Regions from separate parts of the Homo sapiens genome. Here region 2 is linked to region 1. A link is a loop called in an ENCODE intact Hi-C map of the cell type or tissue named here. Cell type or tissue: heart left ventricle. All regions are shown on one strand. Links, peaks and the distances in the headings refer to the core of each region. The heading gives the core; the rest is flanking DNA.

Region 1 (10,454 bases), core at 1-8,000:
GATGGATGGATGGGTGAATGGATGGATGGATGAATGTATGATGGATGGGTGGGTGGATGGATGGATGGGTGAATGGATGGATGATGGGTGGGTGGGTGGATGGATGGATGATGGGTGGGTGGGTGGGTGGATGTATGGATGGCTGGATGGATGGATGGATGAATGAATGTATGATGGATGGCTGGGTGGATGAGGGATGGGTGGGTGGATGGATGGCTGGGTGGATGGATGATGGATGGATGGATGATGGGTGGGTGGGTGGGTGGATGTATGGATGGCTGGCTGGCTGGATGGATGGATGGGTGGATGGATGAATAGATGGAAGAATGTATGATGGATGGCTGGGTGGATGAAGGATGGGTGGGTGGATGGATTGATGGGTGGATGGATGGATGAATGGGTGATGGATGGATGAATGAATGTATGACGGATGGCTGGGTGGATGGATGATGGATGGATGGGTGGGTGATGGGTGGATGGATGGATGAGTGGATGAATGGTGGCTGGATGGATAATGGATGGGTGGGTGGGTGGCTGGATGATGGATGCATGGATGGGTGAATGAATGGATGGATGGGTAGGTGATAGTGTGCAGGAAAAGTTAAATATTAAATTTGAACTAAATTCAACGTGGAAACTAACAATGGTCACCAAGTCCTGGAACAGGTCGTGTGAGTCCCTTGAGGCATTCATCCAGTGCTGTTTCAGAGAAATCTCTATTTCAATCTATTCCTATACATTAGTTATTGAAAAACAACAGACAATTGCAAGAACAAGTTGACCTTTTTGCGTTCCTTGAGCCTGGTCGCGAAGGGCCCTTGTGACTAGGCCTCATGAAAAAACAACTCGTTACAAAAAGAGCTCAGGTCCCAGACCGTGCCAAAGATTCATGAGACCTCTCCCCATCTGTGCACAGACAGGCAGCCGACTCTGGAGCCCAGGCTGTTGCTTCCCAGTCTGGTGGTGAATCCTCCATAGTCTGGTGAGTATACATATATATATATTTAAATATATATATAAATATGTATATTTAAATATATTTATATATATTTATATATTTATATATAAATATATATTTAAATATACATATATATAAATATATATATTTAAATATACATATTTAAATATATTTAAATATATTTAAATATATAAACATATATAATATATTTATTTATGTATATAAATATATATAATATATATTTAAATATATTTATTTATGTATATGAATATATATAATATATATTTAAATATATTTATTTATGTATATGAATATATATAATATATATTTAAATATATTTATTTATGTATATGAATATATAATATATATTTAAATATATTTATGTATTTAAATATATATAAATATATATTTAAATATATTTATATATAAACATATATTTAAATATATTTATATATAAATATATAATATATATTATATATTTATACATAAATATATATAATATACATTTATATATAAACATATATAATATACATTTATATATGAATGTATAATATACATTCATATATAAATATATATAAATGTATATAATATACATTTATATATATAAATATACATAATATACATTTATATATATAAATATACATAATATACATTTATATATAAATACATATATTTATATATTTATATATATAATGTATATTATATATAATATATATTTATATATTATATATAATATACATTATATATATAAATATATAAATATATTATATATGTAAATATGATATATATTTAAATATGTAAATATATGATATATATTTAAATATGTAAATATATGATATATATTTAAATATGTAAATATATGATATATATTTAAATATGTACTATATTTATATATTATATATTTATAACATACATTATATATATTTATATAATATATAATATATAATATAAATATATATATATTTTTTCCCTTTTCCCCTTCCCATTGCAATTTGCTTATTATATATCTCCACTGCCATTTACGTGGAATAAAGGTTGTTTACCGTTACAGGTATTGTGTGTCTTTTCTTCTCCCCTCACGCATCTCCTGCACAGAACAGATGGATGGGTAGATGGATGGATGTGTGGATGATGGGTGGATGAATGGATGATGGATGGATGGCTGGATGGATGATGGATGGGTGGATAGATGGATGGCTAGGTAGACGGATGATGGATGGATGGCTGGGTGGATGGGTGGGTGGGTGGACGGATGATGGATGGGTCAACGGATGGATGAGTGGTTGATGGACGGATGGGTGGATGGATGGGTAAGTGATAGATTAGCTAAGTGGCAGATACAGATAGATAAATGATACAGATATATATGATTGATCAATGAATATAGATGATAGACATAGGATAGAGATCATCAATATAGATAGATGTGGCAGACAGGTAAGTAATAGATTGAAATAGACAAATAGAGATAGGTAGAGAGATAGAATAGATAGCAGATATGATAGAGAGATCACAGAGATAGAGAGATAGGGGAGAGAGATGATTGAGAGAGACAGAGAGAGATGGAAGGGACCAGTGCTGGCGGGGATGTGGAGAACTTGGACCCTTGTGCCCTGCTGGTGGGATGTCAATGGTGCACCCACTGTGGAAAACTGTCTGGAGAGTCCTGAACACATTAGATGTGGAATTACCACAGGATGGCAGCCACGCGGCACGTCCCTGAGCAGCCGGGAGCCCAGCGACTCTTCTTTAACAGTACGAACACGGTGAGACTGCTGGGCCATTTATCCAGTTAGTGACAGGACAAAACCAAATTCCAGAGGCCGTGCCACCTGCACGCCCAGGCTCTGCGGTAATTCCTGGCTTTGTTAGCCATGGGGCTAACCAGGGCTGAGCCACCCATGAGGCACCTTCCTGGAGGCTGGGGTGTCACCCTCTGCGCCCCGATGCGGGCCCCATTATGTGGGTGACCTGCGCCCAGGGGACCCTGGGCAGCCTGCAAGTGAGCGTGGTTCAGGGCTGGGCCACACATCCTGGCTCTGCACAGCACCTACCTGGTTTTTGGTTACTCACCTGTCCTTTAAAATATGTGTAGAGCAGGGAGAGGAGCTCACATGGCAGGGGCAGCCCACGCAGGGTGGCAAGGGCACAGGTGCGAGCTCAGGTGATGCTGCTCCTCTGGGGCAGGCCAGGCACCCGTCCTGGGGGGCGTCCTGCAGCCCCTATACCCCCTGGCCTGAGCAGCCCCCATTCTGCCAGAGCAGCAGGGCCCCACCTTCCTGCGGGGCACCTGCCCTCCCCACGGGCAGCTCAGTGCATGACAGCTCTGACCCAGCATCAACTGAGAATGCTTCTGGGGGAAGGAAACTAAAAGGCATTGGAGTGGCTCGGACCTGCAGGATGGAGCTGCGCCCAGTACAGGGCGGAGTCGAAGTGGCTCGGACCTGCAGGATGGAGCTGTGCCCAGCACAGGGCGGAGTCGAGGTCCCACAGGTGGGGAGGACCCGGCAGCTAGGGATGGAGCCACCTGGGGCTAGAAACAGAACGACAGGGTCAGGGGAGGAACAGACATGCAGGAGGGACAGTGAGGGAGGTGACGCGGCCATGGGTGAGGTCAGGGCCCAGGGAAGCTCCCAATGGCTCCGGAGCCAGGGCTCACCAGCAGCCAAGCACCGGGATGGAGGGGATGCTCAGCAAGGGCTTCCCGCCTTCCAGAAAAGGCGACATCCACCCTCATGGCCCAAATGGGAGGGTTTGGGGAAGGAATTTCAGAAGGGCCCCTGCCCCCGCCCTGCCCATGACTTCGGTGGCTGATCCCACTCTCCATGAGGCGTCTGCTGTGGCTGCATTGCCCGGGAGCCAGCTGGGCTGGGAGGGCAGGGACAACTCGGACTCTGTGTGCCCCCACTGCCTGGGAAGGCGGCCAACACCGCTTTTGAATTTTAAATGAAACCAAAATTGACTGCGGTAGCGGGGAAATATTTCCTAACACAGTAATTTCCCTCAGAGTGCAGTTGCCACATCAATAAAAATAAACAGCTCTGTAGTGGCCACAGCTCAGGAAGCAGGCAGAGCACAGGCTGGCCCAGGAGGCTGCTTCCCTGGCTCCTACCTGCCTCCCACCTCCCCACGGGCCTCCCCGAGCCTCCTCACGGCAGGGCGGCTGGTGACCCGAGAGGGGTGGCTGGGGACAGCATGGAGGACAGGACAGCACCTCAGGACCGGATTCTGGATACACTGCACCCTCTCGTGCCAGGTGTTGGCAGTTCCGACCAAGCCCAGGCATGAGGGAGGGCCAGGCGGTGTGAGCCCGGGGGCATCCTGGGGGTCGTTCTGGAGGCCAGAAGCTGCAGGTGACAAAATAATGTGTGACGAGGGGGATTTGAGAGTAGCAGAGAGGAATGTGTCCTATGTCTGCCAAAAAGAAAGAAAAGATGAGGGGAGAGGGGAGAGGAGACAAGAGAGGGGAGGGGAGAGGGGAGAGAGGAGAGGGGAGAGAGGAGAGGATCTGTGCAGGGCACATGTTTCCCGTCCCAGGGCAGGGAAGGACAGCCCCCAGGGCAGAGCTGTGGAACGCTGTTTTCTTCCCTCCTTGATGCTGTGGGTTGGCGGTGGCTGGATGCAGCCCCACCAAATGGGGGCTTCAGGTGGCTGCTGGGGTCCCAAGACAGCCAGGCTGAGAAAACCGAGGCAGGTGTCATGAGCCATGGTGGGGCTTCGGCTTTCTCACGATGTGGCGTCTCCACGCAGTGGAGGGCAGGGCAGGGCAGGGCCTCTGATGACCCAGCCGCAGAGTCCAGTGCGAGGAACAGCTCAGTGAGGAGGGGCTGAGTGGAGAGGAGCTGAGGGAAGAGGGGCTGAGTGGGGAGGGGCTGAGTGGGGAGGAGTGATGACCCAGCCGCAGAGTCCAGTGCGAGGAACAGCTCAGTGAGGAGGGGCTGAGTGGGGAGGAGCTGAGTGAGGAGGAGCTGAGGGCGGAGGAGCTGAGGGAGTAGGAGCTGAGTGGGGAGGAGCTGAGTGGGGAGGAGCTGAGTGAGGAGGAGCTGAGGGAGGAGGAGCTGAGGGAGGAGGAGCTGAGGGAGGAGGAGCTGAGGGAGGAGGAGCTGAGGAAGGAGGAGGTGACGGAGGAGAAGCTGAGGAGGAGCTGAGAGAGGAGGAGCTGAGGGAGGAGGAGCTGAGGGAGGAGGAGCTGAGTGAGGAGGAGCTGAGTGGGGAGGAGCTGAGGGCGGAGGAGCTGAGTGAGGAGGAGCTGAGGGAGGAGGAGCTGAGGGAGGAGGAGCTGAGGAAGGAGGAGGTGACGGAGGAGGAGCTGAGGAGCTGAGGGAGGAGGAGCTGAGGGAGGAGGAGCTGAGGGAGGAGGAGGTGAGGGAGGAGGAGGTGAGGGACGAGGAGCTGAGGGAGGAGGAGCTGAGGGAGGAGGAGCTGAGGGAGGAGGAGCTGAGTGGGGAGGAGCTGAGGAAGGAGGAACTGAGTGGGGAGGAGCTGAGCGAGGAGGAGCTGAGGGAGGAGGAGCTAAGGGAGGAGGAGCTGAGTGGGGAGGAACTGAGTGGGGAGGAGCTGGGTCCAGGGCAGAGCCAGGATGCTGGAGGCCGCAGCATCTTTATCGGTGGGGTCAGGGGTCACCACACGGAATCTTTTTGCCGGGATCTGAGGCTGGAGACTGCGGGAAGCTCTCAGGGGAGGGCCTGCGGTGGAGCAGGCCTGGTGGGAGGCGGCCAGCAGGAGAAGAGATGAGGGCCCAGGGAACGGGAAGGGCGGGGGCTTCGGCCAGAGGGGGCCAGGAGCTGGGGGAATGTGGGAGGAGGACAGTCGGTCCCAAGATCACTCCCTGTCTCCGGGCCCCTCTGGCCACCAGGTCCTGCCACCAGGTCCTGCCACCATCCAGCCTGCCTTGCTTCCACCGCCCCGTCTGTGGGGCTGTCAGGCACTTCCCACATGGGCACGCAGGGCTCCTGAGCCTGGCTGTCCTCCGACACCAGCTGGGGGAACCTGCCAGCACCCGGCTCTTCCTTCTTGATCACACCTTGCACAGGTATTGCAAGGACAGGCGGAGGGCACTGGGCTGTGAACTCTCACGCCACCGTGCCGCACGCACTGGGACAGTGGACACTGCCTCTCCGGACTTCCTGAAGGGCTGACAGGGAAGGGGACGAGGCTGTCCCACCAGGGACAGTCCCCCCACCACCTCTGTGAAGAAGCTCCCAGCCTGTCCTGAGGGTGCTGCAACCCTGGGCTGGACCCTCTGTCCCCTGGTTTCCAGGAGACCCCGACAGAGCCCCCCGAGCCCACCCACTCCACCCCCTCGCTTTCTGCCGGTTCCATTGGGCTCAGGGCCTGCAGATCTGGAAGAGGATGCCTGGTCCCGTGGCCCCCGCACCGTTATCTCTTCATTACTTTTTCCTCTTATCTACCCAGTTTCCATTCTCTCATGCAGCCGGAACCACTGGACTAGAATGACAGCAGGATCAGCCCAGCACCGCGCCACCGCCTCCCCGTCTGCCTGCCAGCCAGTAGGGCTTCAGCCACTCACCAGCTGTCCCAAGCAGCAAAGCCCGTCGGGCCTCGGGGAGCACTGTCTGTGGCAGTTCACAGCTCCTTCCCCGACACTGTCACGTGCCTGAGTGGCCCAGACAGCAATCGGCCAGCATGCTGAGCAGAGCTGGGAGCAGGGTGGACCTGGCAGAGCACTCCCCAGCTGGGGTGAAGAGGGCTCGCCCAGCGTGGGCATGGGCGGCTGCCTAGACACCCACGTGAGCACTGCCCAAGCTCTGGGGAAACGAATGAAAGAAGGAAAAGGGGCCGAGAGAGGCGAGAAGAGAACAATGCTGTTTCAGTCCCAGGTCCAATCACACCTGCTGCCAGCCCCATCTGTTCACATCTCATTCCCCAGAGCCCGTGGCTGTGTCCCCCACGGGGCAGAAGAGACTCTGCAGGTGAGACCGGCTGAGGGTCTAGCAGGGGGTCCTCCTGGATGACCCCGGCCCAGTTCATCACATGGTCCTTACAGGATGGAGGCAGGAGAGGCAGAGGGAGCAGTGGCCGCAGCAGCAGAGGTCGGGGTGACAAGCAAGGGACCATGCCAGAGCCCAGGAGCACAGCAGACTCTGGAGCCCAAAGAAGTCAGCAACGAGTCTTCCCAGAACCCCCAGAGGTGCCCAACCCGCCCACACCTCCACACCCCGCCCTTCCACGCCCAGCCCCGCCCACATCTCCATGCCCTGCCCACACCTCCATGCCCCTCCACGCCCAGCCACACCCCGCCACGCCCATACCTCCATGCCAGCCCAGAGCAAAGCCTCTGACTATGCCTTCAGGGGACCTGCCACCTGCAGTATCAGAACTCGGACCACGAGCCCCCAGAGAACAGTGCTGCAGGGGACAGACCCCGGGGGGCCACAGCGAACGGGGAGCTTCCCGAGGTCTTCGAGGGGCGCCATCGAGACAGACGTGGTGCGGAGCACACAGGGGCAGTGGAGGCTCCGCGAGGCACCATCCTCAGCACAGGATGCCACCACAGAGACACTGGGACTGGAGGCATTGGGAGGGCAGCGGGGCCCCAGGGGTCTCCTGAAGGTCACCCGCCCAGCACCCCCCAAGACAGGCGCTACCGTGTGAGCTCCCCACAGCTGATGCAACAAGTCACCACAAGCCAGTGGCCTAGAACCATGCATCTTCATCACAGTCTGGCAGCCAGGAGACCGAGATGCTGTCCTGAGGCAGGTGTGGGCAGGTTGGGGCAAATATGGGCAGGTGTGGGCAGGCGGGGCCCTCAGAGACTCAGGGAGGACCCATTCCTGCCTTTTCCAGCTCCCAGAGGCCCCTGCTCCACCCTCGGAGCCGATGGATAGTTCCGGCCTCCGCCCTCCTCTTCACGCCTCTGACTAGGACACCGGCCACCGGACTGATGGCCCACCCTGAATGCAGGATGATCTCAGCTGGCTCCTTAATCTGCAAAGACCCTATTTCCAAATAAGGTCCACTCGCCGATGCTGGGGGCCAGGACGGGGACATCTCTTTCCGGGGGACACGTTAGCCCCCGTGAGATCCGAGGAGTGAACCCCACCCCCTGTGAAGGCTGCGGGATGAGGGGTCCCCGTAGGCACCCTGAAAACACCAGCAAAGCTGGTGCAGAACATCTAGGAAGACCAGGCAGGGTCAGAGGCATTTTGGGGGCCACCGCGTCACACGTGCAGGGAGGGCGCTGAGGAAGGTGGGTGGGGGCCCAGGGCCTGCGTGTGCGCGTGTGTGTGTGCGCATGTAGTGGTGTGTGTGTGTAATGGTGTGTGTGTGTAGTGGTGTGTGCATGTAGTGGTGTGTGTACGTAGTGGTGTATGTAGTGGTGTGCGTGTAGTGGTGTGTGTGTGTGTAGTGTGTGTGTAGTGGTGTGTGTAGTGTGTGTGTAATGGTGTGTGTGTAGTGGTGTGTATGTGTAGTGTGTGCATAGTGGTGTGTGTGTGTAGTGTGTGTAGTGGTGTGTGTGTGTAGTGTGTAGTGGTCTGTATGTATAGTGTGTGCATAGTGATGTGTGTAGTGTGTGTAGTAGTGTGTGTGTAGTGTGTGTAGTCGTGTGCGTAGTGTGTGTGTAATGGTGTGTGCGTGTAGTGGTATGTATGTGTAGTGTGCATAGTGTGTGTGTAGTGTGTGTGTAGTGTGTGTGTAATGGTGTGGGTGTAGTGATGTGTAGTGGTGTGTGTAGTGTAATGGTGTGTGTGTGTAGTGGTGTGTATGTGTAGTGTGCATAGTGGTGTGTGTGTAGTGTAGTGGTGTGTGTAGTGTGTGTAGTGGTGTGTGCATAGTGGTGTGTGTTGCGTGTGTGTAGTGGTGTGTGTAGTGGCGTGTATGTGTAGTGTGTGCATAGTGGTGTGTGTAGTGTGTAGTGGTGTGTGTGTAGTGTGTAGTGTGTGTAGTGTGTGTGTAATGGTGTGTGTGTAGTGGTATGTGTAGTGTGTGCATAGTGGTGTGTGTGTAGTGTGTAGTGGTGTGTAGTGTGTGTGTAGTGGTGTCTAATGGTGTGTGTAGTGGTGTGTATGTGTAGTGTGTACATAGTGGTGTGTGTGTAGTGTGTAGTGGTGTGTGTAGTGTAATGTGTGTGTAGTGGTGTGTGTAGTGTGTGTGTAATGGTGTGTGTGTAGTGGTGTGTATGTGTAGTGTGTGCATAGTGGTGTGTGTGTGTAGTGTGTGTGTAGTGGTGTGTGTAGTGTGTGTGTAATGGTGTGTGTGTAGTGTGTGCATAGTGGTGTGTAGTGGTGTGTGTAGTGTGTGTGTAATGGTGTGTGTGTAGTGGTGTGTAGTGGTGTGTGTAGTGTGTGTGTAATGGTGTGTGTGTAGTGGTGTGTAGTGGTGTGTGTAGTGTGTGTGTAATGGTGTGTGAGTGTAGTGGTGTGTGTATGTAGTGTGCATAGTGGTGTGTGTAGTGTAGTGGTGTGTGTGTAGTGTGTGTGTAGTGGTGTTTGTAGTGTGTGTGTAATGGTGTGTGTAGTGGTGTGTATGTGTAGTGTGTGCAGTGGTGTGTGTAGTGTGTGTGTAATGGTGTGTGCGTGTAGTGGTGTGTGTAGTGTGTGTAATGCTGTGTGTGTGTAGTGGTGTGTGTAGTGTGTGCGTGTAGTGGTGTGTGTAGTGTGTGTAATGGTGTGTGTGTAGTGGTGTATGTGTAGTGTGTGCATAGTGGAGTGTGTAGTGTGTGTAATGTGTGTAGTGTGTGTGTAGTGGTGTAGTGTGTGCCTGTAGTGTGTGTAGTGTGTGTGTAGCGTAATGTGTGTGTAGTGGTGTGTATGTGTGTGCATAGTGGTGTGTGTAGTGTGTAATGGTGTGTGTGTAGTGGTGTGTGTGTAGTGTGTAGTGGTGCGTGTGTGTAGTGGTGCGTGTGTAGTGGTGTGTGTAGTGGTTGTGTGTAGTGTGTGTAGTGGTGTGTGTAGTGTGTGCGTGTAGTGGTGTGTGTAGTGTGTGTGTAGTGGTTGTGTGTTGTGTGTAGTGGTGTGTGTAGTGTGTAGTGGCGTGTAGTGGTGTGTGTAGTGGTGTATGCAGTGGTGTGTATGCAGTGGTGTGTAGTGGTGTGTGTGTAGTGTGTGTAGTGTGTGTGTGTAGTGGTGTGTGTAGTGTGTGTGTAGTGGTGTGTGTAGTGTGTGTAGTGGTTTGTATGTTGTGTGTGTAGTGTGTGTACTGTGCGTGTAGTGTGTGTAGTGGTGTGTGTAGTGGTGTGTGTAGTGGTGTATGTAGTGGTGTGTGTGTAGTGGTGTGTGTAGTGGTTGTGTGTAGTGTGTAGTGGTACGTGTAGTGGTTGTGTGTGTAGTGTGTGCGTGTAGTGTGTGTGTAGTGGTTGTGTGTGTAGTGTGTGTAGTGTGTGTAGTGTGTGTAGTGGTGTATGTAGTGTGTATGCAGTGGTGTGTGTGTAGTGGTGTGTGTAGTGTAGTGTGTGTAATGGTGTGTGTGGTGTGTGTGTGGTGTGTGTAGTGTGCGTGTAGTGGTTTGTATGTAGTGTGTGTGTAGTGGTGTGTGT
Region 2 (8,000 bases), core at 1-8,000, 360 kb before region 1:
AAGGCTCTAAGCACGCACTGTCCTGCGCAGGCCCCGCCCAAAGTGGAGCACCCAAGAGGCCCCACACCAGCCCCCGTGTCCTCTTGTGCAAACTGAGCAGAAGGTGCCCTCCCGGGGAATGTGCAATGGTCAGGGCAAATGCACGCACTACATACGGCACGGTGGGAATGGCAGCCCTGGAGCGGTGCAGTGCACAACTCTGACAGCCATACTCTGCAGCCCTGGTGAAGTCTCACACCAATCGGATCACACCAGGGCGACTCTCACACCCCATCCCATGGCATCACATTCAGACAAGGACTATCCTACAGGGGCATGAACTGAGACTGGCCGGCCACGATGCCTCCAGCCTCTGCACCTGCAGGCCTGGGAGCGAGGGTGAGAGTCGGGGGCTGCCTGGGCTGCTGTTCTAATGCAGACCCTGGAGAACCCTGAGAAGGGGCCTACGGCTTCCTCAGACCTGCCAGGCCAAGGACAGGCCCCCTGGGAGATGGGGCAGAGGTCAGGCCCCCACACCCCCTAGTTGGGCTGGGCCACAGTTCCAGCAGGAGACGGGAACGCGACGCCCCTGCAGAAATGGAGCACAGGTATGCAGAGGCGGAGCTGCCGCCATCCGTGTCTGAGTGGAAATGAGTGTGGACACAGCGCACCCCTGCCCCAGCCCCACAGCCTGCGCTCCCTCCTCCTCGCAGCTCCCGCTTCCTCTTAAGGAGCTGAGCCCCTAGAACATGGCTCCTGGCCCAGTGCAAACAGTGCTCCCTCGGGGAGCTTTCAGGACTCCTGGGCCTCCCCCAGGGACTGGATGTCATGGGTCCAGACTTGAGACTTTCCAAGTTCCCCACCCACCAAGGTTGAGCAGCCTCAGGGGACTGCAGTGGGTGTCCAGCTCCCTGGCTCAGGGCAGGGCAGGGCAGGGCAAAGAGGGAGTGGCTGCTTTCGTCCACAACACTCCATTTCCCCACCTCCCACAGTCCCTACCAGCTCCCAGCTGGTCCTGGTTTCCTGCCTGTTTTGGGAGCCCACAAAGCCGTCCCCGAATCCTGAGAGCAGGTGCCTGGCACAACTGTGGGTGGGTGGTACCTCTCTCCGCTGCCTTCGCTCCCGAAGGGACAGTCCCAGAGCCCTCACAGTGTCCCCAGGCCTGGTTGAGCCATGGATGATGACTATGGGCCCCTCACATTCAGCAAGAGCAGAGCCCGACTCTGGGGCCCCTCTGTCCCGAACCTGCCCAGGCCACAGGGACTTGCAGGCAGATGCTACGCCCTGCCTTCAGCCCTACCACAGTCCCCTGCTGCTACCTCCTGGGGGCTGGGCTCATGTCCCTGGTCGGGAGGAGCCGATGCCGCACCCACAGCACGTGACACCAGCGACTGCATCCTGCTCTGTTTTGTGGACTGTTGTCCCCACCCTCGGGCGTTTGGAGGGCAGGGGCTTTGTGGCAGTCACTGGTGCTGCTCCAGAACTTGTACTCCTAAGGTGAGCCTGATGGGGAAAGGAAGTGACCCAGTTCCGGGGTCAACCTGAGCAGGGGCTGCCTCGGGAAAATTGCCATCTGCAAAGAAAGAGATGGGAGAGCCCTGGGGAGCGTCCCAGACAGCAGGAGCAGCCAGGGAAAGGGAGCTCTCCCACAGCTGCTGGAGGTGTGCAAGGAGGGTGTGCTAGAGGTGTGCAAGGAGGGTTGCTGGAGGGTGCAAGGAGGGTGTGCTGGAGGGGTGCAAGGAGGGTGTGCTGGAGGGGTACAAGGAGGGTTGCTGGAGGGTGCAAGGAGGGTGTGCTGGAGGGGTGCAAGGAGGGGGTGCTGGAGGTGTGCAAGGAGGGTGTGCTGGAGGGGTGCAAGGAGGGGGTGCTGGAGGAGTGCGAGGAAGGCTGTGTACCTGCTGGTGGGGGCACTGGAAGAGGGGCCCAACTTCCTCACCACCCATACACGCTGCCTGCACAGCCTCTGGGCTCTCTTCCACACATACTCAACCTACAACCCTCAGACTGGAAGAGTAGCCACTTTTTTTTTTTTTTTTTTTGAGACAGAGTCTTGCCCAGGCTGGAGTGCAGTGGTGAGATCTTGGCTCACTGCAACCTCTGCCTCCCGGGTTCAAGCGATTCTCTGCCTCAGCCTCTCTAGTAGCTGGGATTACAGGCACTTGCCACCACACTCAGCTAAGTTTTGTATTTTTAGTAGAGATGGGGTTTCACCATCTTGGCCAGACTGGTCTTGAACTCCTGACTTCGTGATCCATTTGCCTTGGCCTCCCAAAGTGCTGGGATTACAGGCGTGAGCCACCGCGCCCAGCCAGGGGTAGCCACTTCTTAGCACCCACAGCTCGAAGCTCAGGCTGGAGTCACATTGAGCTGAAGGCAGCACCTACTGGTGAGGTGTGGCACTGCAGCCCAGCTGTATGAGACTGCATAGCCTATGGGAAGGAGAACGACTCTCAGAGTTGGGAGTGGGGAGTCAGAAGCTCCAGAATGAGGGAAACTCTGTTGTCTGTCTCCAGGACCCTGGTATTAGCAAAGCATGCCATCCCCTCCTCCAGGCTAACACCACGCAGTATGGCTGTGGCCCTGCTTCTTCCTGAAACCGTTCCTGACACTCCATTCACTCCACATGCCAACCAGGCTAGGTAAAGAGCTCCTCCAGGCTCCCACAGTCCCCTAAGTGTCTCTCTAAAAGAGAAGTGGGGTTGCTTGTTTCTGTGTCTCTCTTCAGTAGACTGTAAGCATCCAGTGGGCGGGGCTGTCTTTTATCCTTGCCTACCTAGCACAGGCAGACACAGTAAACAGGGACTCAGGCAATGTTTGGGAGAGACCAAGTGTTCCCTGAGTCAGCACAGTGTCAGGGAGCAGGGTACTGCCCGCCCAGTGCGGGACACTCCAGTACGCTGCTCCACCTTCTTCTATTGTGATTCAGATGGGTGGATGGATGGATGCATGGGTGGATGGATGGACAAACAGGTAGATGAATGGGTGCATGGGTGGATAGATGGACAGACAGGTGGATGGATGGACAGACGGGTGGGTGGGTGGATGGATAGATGCATGGGTGGTTGGATGGACAGATGGGTGGATGATGGATGCATGGGTGGATGGATGGACGGGTAGATGGGTGGATGCATGGGTGGATGGATGGACAGACAGGTAGATGGGTGGATGGATGGATGTGTGGATGTATGGGTGGATGGATGCATGGGGTGAATGATGGATGCCTGAGTGGATGGATGGACAGATGGGTGGATGGAAGGACAGATGGGTGGATGGATGGATGCACGGGTGGATGGACAGATGGGTAGATGGGTGGATGCATGGATAGACGGGTGGATGGATGGACAGATGGGTGGATGGATGGCCAGATGGGTAGATGGATGGATGCACAAGTGGATGGATGGATGGATGCATGCATGCATGGTGGATGGATGGACAGATGGGTGGATGGACACATGGGTGGATGGATGGACAGACGGGTGGATGGATGGATGAGATACACTACAGACGGGTGGATGATGGACGCATGGGTGGATGGATGGACAGACAGGTGGATGGATGGATGAGATACACTACAGATGAGTGGATGATGAATGCGTGGGTGGATGGACAGATGCATGGGTGGCTGGATGGACAGATGGGTGGATGATGGATGCATGGGTAGATGCATGGGTGGATGGATGGACAGACAGGTGGATGATGGACAGATGGGTGGATGGATGGATGAGATACACTACAGATGATATGAGGGATGCTGGCTGAGTTAAGGCCTAGGAAGTGCGTTGCCAGCAGGCTCTTGGGGACACTAGTGTGTGTGGGCAAGTGCAGGTAAGTGTCTGCAAGGCCCTGCCTGTGCAGTCCTGTGTGCCGGAGGAGGGGTGGGAACAGCAGCTATGCTGTGTCAGAGTGGACTCCAGCAGGTGTGTGCCGCCAGCTCTGGAGTTGGGGCCACTGGACTCCTGGCTCCACCACATTTGCCGCCTGGGCTGCATCACTTGGTCTTGCTCAGTTGGCGCCCTGTCCAACAGAAGAATGACCTAATTCAAGCCACTGCCACCCCCTCCTGAACGGCTGCAGCAGCCTCCCGACAGGCGCCACCACCCCCACAACCGTGCTGCCTCCCCCACGAGTTTGTAAAAACACAGGAGCTCACGTTGTTCCCTGGCTTAAAACCCTCAGTGGTTTCCCTCTGTATGAGACCAGGCCCCTCCTTAGCCCTGTCTGCCCACCCCATGCCCGCTCGGCTCCTCAGGCACACGCCACCAGAGGCCTGGGTGGCTACACCCTCTACCCAGAGCGCTCTTCCCTGACCGCCTGGTCTAACGGTGCCTTCTCTCCTTCCCAGGCACAGCTGTGCTCACACTCAGAACAGTCTCCACCCGCTCTGCTGTTGTCCCAGTTATAGTTTAACTTCTCGAGGGCAGCACGGTCACTTGTCTTGTTTGTCACTGCAGCCCCAGGCCCAGAACAGGGGCGGAATGACCAAAAGTACAAAATGGATGCCAGTCGGAAGAGCCTTCCCGACCAGAGTGAGGCTGGGAAAGCAGAGGTGGCCATGCTCGCCCCGGAACGGCTAGCCCCAGGCTGTGGGGAGCAGTGCCTGCTAGGCCCAGGTGCTCAGCCTTCCTCTTCCACTCCCACCTAACAGCACCCTGGCCGGCGTGGCCCCCAGCCCTCCTGAGTGGCCCCTTCCCCTGGACCAACTCTTGGTTTGTAGGAGGGCCCTGTCAGGTGGGAGGAAGCTCTAGGACCCTGTGACCCAGCCTGCTGCTCCCTGCAGGTGGCAGGCCCAGGCCCAGTGTCTAAGGCACTGATTAACTGAGTGCCTCTCTCCACAGGCCCTGCACAGGAGGACCCTTGCCTGGCAACCGGGACAAAGATAAGCCTCTAGCGTCTGGGCCTCAAACCAGCCAGGCTGGGCCCAGGAGGCGGGAGAAATTACTCTGAGAATTCATAATAATAAAAGCAGGAATCGATATCATCATGGCAGCTATGTAGACAGTACAAACCTTGCATGTTAGCTCATTTTATCATCTCAACAACCCGAAAACAAATGAACTATTTAGTAACATCCCCGTTTTACAGACAGGAAAACTGAGGCCCAGAAAGCTGCCCTCCAGGTAATGGCCCAGGGTACAGATTCCACAACAAAGCCAAGCCGCTGGGCTTGAATCCTGGTCCAGCTGCTCACTGTGTGAACCTTGGGCAAGTTATTTACAGGCGGCTTTTTTTCTTCAGCATCCTCATCCGGCAAATGGGAATAGTTACAGGGTTGCAGTTAAACAAGCTGATGCATGTTAACTGGTGGAAATGTGCCTGGTACGATCAGAAAAGACTTCAAGTGTTAGGCTAGGCTGGCGACAGGGTGCTGAGCAGGCTGGGGGAGGTGGCACTGAAGACAGAAAACGTGGACATCCAGAAACTCCATCTAACAGATGTAAGACTCTTCAGATTATCTAAGCCGGGCGTGGTGGTTCACGCCTGTTCCCAGCACTTTGGGAGGCCGAGGTGGGTGGATCACCTGAGGTCAGGAGTTCAAGACCAGCCTGGCCAACATGGTGAAACCCTATCTCTACTAAAAATACAAAAATTAGCTGGGCGTGGTGGCACTTGCCTGTGATCCCAGCTACTCAGGAAGCTGAGGCAGGAGAACTGCTTGAACCCGGGAGGCAGAGCTTGCGCAACATTGTGCCACTGCACTCCAGCCTGGGTGATAGAGCAAGACTCCATCTCAAAAAAAAAAAAAAAAGACTATTCGGATTATCTATTTCATCTTGTGTCAGTTTTGTTTTCCAAGTAATTTGCCCACTTCACCTAAGCTGTTGAATTTGTTGGAATAAAATTGTCCCCATTTCACCTTTTTCGTGTCTATAGTGCCTGTAATGATATTTCCCCTTTTGTTCCTAATATTCATAATTTGTGTTTTCTTTTTCTGATTGATCTAGCTAGGGATTTCTCAACTTTGAAAACACCTTTTGGCATTGTTCATTTCCTCTATTGTCTGTTTCCTACCTTATTAATTTTTTTTTTTTTTTTTTTTTTGAGACGGAGTCTCACTCTGTTGCCCAGGCTGGAGTGCAGTGGCGTGATCTCAGCTCACTGCAACCTCCACCTCCTGGGTTCAAGTGATTGGCATGCCTCAGCCTCCCAAGCAGCTGGGACTACAGGTGTGCGCCACCGTGCCTGGCTAATTTTTTGTATTTTTAGTAGAGACGGGTTTCACCATGTTGGCCAGGCTGGTCTTGAACTCCTGACCTCAAGTGATCCACCCTCCTTGGGGTCCCAAAGTGCTGGGATTACAGGCGTGAGCCACCGCACCTGGCCTGCCTCATTAATTTCTGTATTTCTGTTCTTGTCTATACTATGGCTTTCCTTTATAGGTTTACAAACCTTCCATTTTTTTTTTTTTTTGGTTTCTTAAGGTAAAACCTTAAGATTCTAGACCTTTCTTCTTTTCCCATATAAGCACAAGCTAGTTTTCCTTTAAGGATTGCTTTAGCTGCATCCCATAAATTTTGACGTAGTATTCCTTATTTTCTAGTGAAATTCAGGTCAGAGATTCAGGAGGTGGAAGCTAAGGACCTGCCTGGCTGGGTGTGCTGGGTGGGAGGACAGGGGAGTGAGGAGAGGAGAATGACTGTCAACTTCTAGCCCAGTCATCTGGGTGGTTCCAGGTTCACCCACTGAAATGGGGAAAGACAGAAGCTGGTGTGTCTGGTTTGTCTGTGCCAAGTGAGGGGTGCATCCTGGGTCTCGGCAGGACACTCTGGCCTGATGCATGAGGTCTGGCCTCAAACCATAGAGCCGATGAGGTAGAGGATGAGGAGACAGACAGCAGGCGCCTGGGAACAGCATGGGCATGAGATAAGCACTCACAGAGGGTATATTGTTCTGGACCCCCCACACCTCCCTGCTGTCAGCCTTGTGGTTATTGGGCGCAGAAGCTGCCAGTCTAAACTCAAGTGTTGTAAATGTAAAACACCTGCTGGCTTTCCCAGACTCTACAAAAAAAAGAGTAAAAAAGATGTGACAATTTTTATATAGATTACATTGTTGAAATACTATTTTCAAAGTACATGGAGTGAAACGCAATACTTCATTAAAATGAATTTTACTTATTTCTTCTTAACTCTATATGTGGCTCACATAACACTCCTATTAAACAGTGCTGCCCTAGGAGAGTCCAGGGCCCTACCCACCCCTGCTGGATGAGAAGCTGCACTCTGCCAGGTCCCAGGGTACACCAGGGAGCCCTCTAGGTCGTGTACCGGCCCTAGGAGAGGCTTCGTGCCAAATCCCTGCACCATGGCCGGGACTGTGGCTCAGCATGAAAACCCTTCTTCCTCGGAGTCCCCCCACAGCTTTGCACCGTGGCCGGGCCTGTGGCTCAGCATGGAAACCCTTCCCCCTCGGGGTCTCCCCACAGCTTTGTGAACTGCTAGGGATGTCCCCTATCACTGCAGCTTCTGGCCGGAGGAGGATGGCCGGTGGCCTCGGCCTGGTCAATGCCAGTCCAGCTCAGTCTGGTACTGCGGTCCTGGGCCACCTGGGAAGACGCCAGGGAGGCCAGAGAGATCCTGGGTCAGGCCGCAGCCCTGCTCAGATCCCTCCGAGGCCCCAGGACTCCCCCTGGACTTCTGGGCGGCCCTGGGTCTCCCTTGGGCACCTGCGGGTAGTCCTGCCTTCTGGCCTCTGAACATCCAGGTGCCCCCCCAGCCCCCCACTCATGCCCTCTGTGTCTTTGCCCTCACCACAGTCGCCCAGCATGCTATCCCAGCCTGTCTCCCCACACACGGAGGAGCCGAGCCCTGACGCGAGAACAGAGGCGGAGCTCATCGTCCTCAGTGCCCAGACAAGGATCCCGAATGAGCAAACGGGGAAGGCCCAGGAGGTGGTGTTTCCAACACGCAGGGCAGGGCCTGGGGGAGGGACTGTGGCTATTCACCTGCAGTGAGGGGTCCAGAGAGACGGGGCCCTCGGACGAGGGTCTGCAGGCAGATGCCCACACACCAGGCGTGGATGCT

Evidence for each region. Hi-C counts contacts between places; a loop is a spot of excess contacts. Peaks named below come from ENCODE experiments on the same cell type or tissue, not always from the same donor. Only the 100,000 strongest peaks of a DNase experiment are listed, where the experiment ranks them.
Region 2: it touches region 1 in a loop (5-fold over the local background); 22 of 110 quality-filtered maps call a loop at or near these places.

Annotation. Positions count from the first base shown.
Region 1 is chr12:132,156,304-132,166,757 of GRCh38, reverse strand. No RefSeq gene overlaps it. Among named protein-coding and RNA genes, the nearest start is that of NOC4L, 17 kb to the right of the region's middle. In heart left ventricle, for the core only: no CTCF peak of the experiment used is centred there; DNase peaks (open chromatin) are centred at 3,897, 5,847, 6,547 and 7,807.
Region 2 is chr12:132,513,918-132,521,917 of GRCh38, reverse strand. All of the region lies in intron 2 of FBRSL1 (fibrosin like 1), which reads right to left. Among named protein-coding and RNA genes, the nearest start is that of FBRSL1, 28 kb to the right of the region's middle. In heart left ventricle, for the core only: no CTCF peak of the experiment used is centred there; no DNase peak of the experiment used is centred there.